2 separate regions of the Mus musculus genome follow, and region 1 is linked to region 2. A link is a loop called in an ENCODE intact Hi-C map of the cell type or tissue named here. Cell type or tissue: gastrocnemius. All regions are shown on one strand.

Evidence for each region. A loop is a pair of places that touch in the nucleus more often than their neighbours do. Peaks named below come from ENCODE experiments on the same cell type or tissue, not always from the same donor. Only the 100,000 strongest peaks of a DNase experiment are listed, where the experiment ranks them.
Region 1: it touches region 2 in a loop (2.4-fold over the local background); 3 of 42 quality-filtered maps call a loop at or near these places.

What each region holds. Positions count from the first base shown.
Region 1 is chr16:50,253,237-50,255,736 of GRCm38, forward strand. The region is part of intron 7 of Bbx (bobby sox HMG box containing); the gene reads right to left. Among named protein-coding and RNA genes, the nearest start is that of Bbx, 180 kb to the right of the region's middle. In gastrocnemius, a CTCF peak has its summit at 1,457 (motif pointing right); no DNase peak of the experiment used is centred here.
Region 2 is chr16:50,428,206-50,430,705 of GRCm38, forward strand. Bbx (bobby sox HMG box containing) reads right to left here. Exons shown (of 17, transcript NM_027444.3): 2 at 705-776. Among named protein-coding and RNA genes, the nearest start is that of Bbx, 2.9 kb to the right of the region's middle. In gastrocnemius, no CTCF peak of the experiment used is centred here; DNase peaks (open chromatin) are centred at 1,196, 1,898 and 2,080; H3K4me3 peaks cover 1,639 bases; H3K27ac peaks cover 1,369 bases.

The DNA of each region.
Region 1 (2,500 bases), 170 kb before region 2:
CTTTAAAATTAAGCTAGAAACTTAGGTAAACATTACAAAGTGTCTTTATAAAATTTTAATAAAAATAGGTGTACATGATATTTGCAATGAAATACATTATCATTTAGGCATGTTTACTGACATAGACCTGGAATACTACTACCTACTTGGAAAGCTGAGGCAGTAAGTAAGATACCAAGTTCAAGATCTGTCTGGGCTATAGAAAGACAGCCTGGGAAATTAATGAGATCCTGCTTTATGGGGACAAAAGGTTAAAAAAAAACCAAGATAAACAAAAACAAACTAAGGCCTTGGGATACAGCTCAATTTAACAGCAGGAACTGGTTCTGGGAACTCTGTGACATCACAGAGTAAGGACTGCTATGACATCACTTGGTAATATGATTTTATGGGATGCAACATGCATGGAGCCCACTGCTTACTGCTGTGTCAATGTCATTATTCTGACTTCAGATTCCATGAAGGGAGAAGTAATGACTCTTGGAGGAGGCAGCAGACAGAGCAGATATACAATGTATATTTACTTGTGTGTGAGTTGGCAGTAAAGTACAACAAAGGCTGCCCAGTGGCTAACAGTGCAAAACTAGAACCACTAAACCTGCATTTTACTGTAGTGGGCCATGTCCCTTCCCAAAATCTAGGTCCTTGTGAAACTGTACCCAATAAAGTACAATGGAAACGGCATAGATTTAAGAACCTGGGAGAATGGGAGTCTACTACTTACTTGGTGACTTGTTCCCTGAACCTAGTCCGAAGACAGAAAGAAGCACCAAGACAACAGTAGACAAAAACAAGGAGGGCAGGAGTTGTAATACTAAGCAAAGCCAGCAGCATGAGAAGACAGAGGGAGAGCGTTCCCCAAATCCTAAATTTTGACTTAGCTGTAATTTTCAATAAGCAAGGAAGGGAAATAATACAGTTATAAGAAAAACTAAATAGCTGATGTAAATGTTTATCTAGAAAAAATTAAGGTAGAGTAAATTGCCCATTAAAATTTCATCAGAATGTATATATTCAAAGAAGTAATTTACATGTGTAACTGTGATTCCATGTCACCAAGGCAAATATGAATACCTTACTAACAAAGTAAAATTGGATATGATACCTGTTAGGTGTTCTTATCTAAAGATTACAGAATATAAAAAATGTGTTTATGATATGGCAAATATACATATGTATGAACAGAAAAATCTATACTTGTGAAAAAGAAGGTGGATTTCCTACAAAAGGCTTCTTTAGCGTCCCAGACTATGAATATTATGAAATATAAAATATTTATTATTTATGTAAATTAGTTAGTGAATGATTTTTTTTAATGGATCAACATTTATTCCTCAGCATCTATTCTTATGAATTAATGAAAATAAGTAAACAGTGGTAAAACAAGAAAAGAAAAAGAAAATAAGCAACCCTGTTTCTAGAAAGTCTCTGAAATAATACACAAAGCCACTAGGTGTTGCTATACACCCAAAAATGAAAATAGCTACAGGGATTTCAGTTTAAGCACACATTGCAATCTTCTCACACTCCATTGTCAGCCAGTTTGATTCAGCAATGATTCTCCGTAAGAAAAGAAGGGGAAAGATGAGTACAGTAGGAATGGCGACAAAGTAAGGGACAGGAGCAAATCAGTGAGAAATCTCAGGTCCAGCCTCTGGATACAAAGCATGACGGAGCCAGTTACGATCACAAGTGGCTTAGGAAGCTAAGTATTATCAAGGACTGTTCCCACTTTGCAGATCTCAAAGCACAATGCTTGGCACTGTGATAAATATACAGGCTACAAAGGAGCAAGTAAATACTGTAGATCAACCATCTATTCCTACTCTTGCTAGTTCAAATACTCACTTCTCATTCACTTGTTCAGGAAGCACTATGTACCATCATGGAGACTGATAACATTAAGAAGTTTAAATACCACGTGCACCCAGTGTAAAGCAGGAAATAGAATGATGGCTAAGGGATCCTGCCAGACCCTTGGTCTGTTTGCAATTCAAGTGAAGGGAAGAGCTACACTGCAGAAATGCAAGTGGAGGCCTATGAGAAGGTTCGCTGGGAGCACAGAGAAAATCCTTTACTCTCTGAGTACTTGAGTTGGAAAGCAAGGTGGACTTCCCCTCAGCAGAGTAGTGAGAGTGACAAGTTACGGCAGATGAAAATATACAGAAGCATATTCTTGCTGTGTTTCTGAGAAATGGTCACCTCGCTGGTGTGGGTAAACGATAAGACACCATGTGAGTGTAATGGGAGATGACTCTGGCTGACAAAACTAGGACTCAGTTAAGTCTGGAAATTAGGCTGGAGGACACAGAGGGCTAGCCAAGGGTCTTAGTTAGAGGAACAGCATGATGAGAGATATGCAGTTAGATAATTATGTCAGAGGCAGTCAGGACAACCTTGGCTGGCAGCGACTGGAGGCAGGAGACCAATTAGCAGGTAGGAGAAATAAAACTGCAGAGATATGGGGCTCCAATTAAGTCAGAGATAGCACTTGCCAGTC
Region 2 (2,500 bases):
ACACTGTTTTCACTACGCGGTTATCTCTCACAAACTTTGCAGACACTAACTATCCCAGATATGTTTTGCAGATTTTTCCATTTCGGAGATTTGGGAAGCGTATATTTGAAAATGGCAGTTAACGATAAATCTCAGAATAGATGTTTATGTACCAAATTTCTCCAATTGCATAAATCTTTGTGGAAGTTAGGACCAAATTTGAATCAGACTTGTACATTAAATAAAAGGCTTACTGTACCACCTAAATACAACCTTCCCCAACCCAAAAGTAACAGAGAAGATGGGAATCTGGAAGAAAACACATCACATAATTAATTAGAGAAGTCCCCACTGTGGTGCTTTTTTGGGTTTTTATTAAGTCCATTCATACATTACAAGCTTCTACATTAGTGTCTGGAGAATTTATTAGGCCTTCAACTCTGTATAAAACTTCGACCAACTAAATTGTCTATTTGATAATTAGTTTTCAAGTGGCACTTGCAGGTAAACAAGAAACAAACATTTCAACTAACTTTCGCTGTCAATAACCTGCAGGTGAACTGGAAAGACTAAAAATCCTGAGTTTGGCTGTGAGAGAAACTCAGTGAGACAACTGCGGGGTAGAGAATTATAACCCCACATGACCCCACTACGCATCTAATAATGACCCTTCTGTCACTACCAAGAGACACCCAGTTCCCTCTCTCAGGAGTGTGCATACTTACCCTGGAAGGTAAATGGGAGGCACACAGGAAGGAAGATGAACTGCAGCAAAGCCTTTGTCAGACGATAGTGACCTATAGGTAGCAAATAAAAGCACATCATCAGAATGGGAAGGCTTTCCAAGAGTTCAATGAGGGAAGGGCACAGCTCCATACCAACCCCTTGCCTGTCTCCACCCTCCTCCACGAAAGAGCAGCAAGGGCAGTAAGGGAAAGCATCTTTGATTATTCAAAGGGGGTGGGGGCAGCCCAGCTGGCATTCCTGGGTCTGCCCAGAACCTTGCTTCCTACTCTGTCTGTACAAAGCAGAAAGTTGATCTGTTCTGAACAGCAAAGCCCACACCACGATCATTCATCAACTTGCACAAGTGATCACCACCCCCTGGGCAAATACACCGGTAACCAAATCGGTAAAGATCGATAGGCACTCCGTGCCTCCCTCTGCCCAAGAGCCAGGCAGCCTGGAGGAGCAACCGTAGCAGCGGGTCCAGGTATCGCAGCCCTCAGCGCTGCAGACCTGGGCGGCCACAGCCAGCTCCCAACAGCCTGGCTGGGTCACAATTCTGAGACGGAGATCGGAGTCGACCTGGGGAAACAAATTCTCCACAGCCCACGACAGCAAGCTCAGGCCACCAGGTCGGCGAGGTCGGGGTGGGGGAGGCTAGGAAACGCCGAGGGAGAAGGAGAGAGGGAGGGATCCCGGGAGCCCACCCAGGCTTTGTTGCTGGTCACCATCAACTTTGCATCTTAGTACAAAATGTCGATCTTTAAGGCTGACAAGACAGAGGCAGAGGTAGAGGGAGAAAGAGAAAGGCAATAGAGTCCATCTTGCTTTGGGGAAGAGGGGGAAGGAAAAAAATGAAGTGCAAACCCTACACTCCGGGCGTAAAAGTCTTCTAAACACCTTTCCAGAACGTAGGAGCAACGAGTGGGGTGTCCCTGTGCCCGTGCCCGCTCGAACTGGCGGCGGTCTGGGGGGAAAAAACGCCTCCTTCGCCTCCTCTTCCTCCTCCTTCCCCTCCTCCTTCTCCCGTTCCTCCTCCTCCCGTTCCTCCTCCTCCTCCTCCTCCCGCGGGCCCCGGCGAAGATCCCGCCGCCGCTGCCTCTGCCGCCCCCCAGGGAGGCACCGCCGCCGCCCGGCCCCGCGCTGCCATTCCAGCCTTGGACCGCGCGGCGTGGCGCGCGTGGGGCCGGGTGCCGGGTGGCCGCCCGGAGATGTCCGCTGCGGGGACCCCCGCGCCCCCTGGCCGTAGACTGGCTACAAAAGTCGCGCGAGCAGAGGTGGCGGCGGCGCGCAGGGGAGAGGACGCGCGTGGGGAACCCACGCCGCGAGTGGGCAGCCCCAAGGGATGGCCGAGAGCGCCCCTCCTCGTGCAGGGAAAGTACCCCAGTCCCCGCCAGCCAGCCCCAGGAACAGCAGCCCGGCGTCCACGGCCGGTAGACGAGAACTGGACGTGTCATTAGCAGGACAGGCAATGGTTTCAAAGCCCCAGGCCAATGACCATTAGCCGAGGCAGAGCTAGCTCGGTCCCCATCCCCCACCACCTCCACCCACCTCCCCCTCCAGCTACCTCCCCCCCCCACCTCCACCCCACCTCGAGAAACTTTTCAACAAGATCCACCTGGGCTAATTTGTCCTCAGACAGTTAAAATATTGACTAGACCCTACACACTGGGAAGGAAGGGGAATGCACGCTTTATTTTCCTTTCTGTAGAAAGGAAAGCAAAAAATAGCTTGTCTCTGTGTCTCTCCCTCTCCCCCCCCCCTCCTCTGTCGTACATGTTGTGTCTTAGCTTTT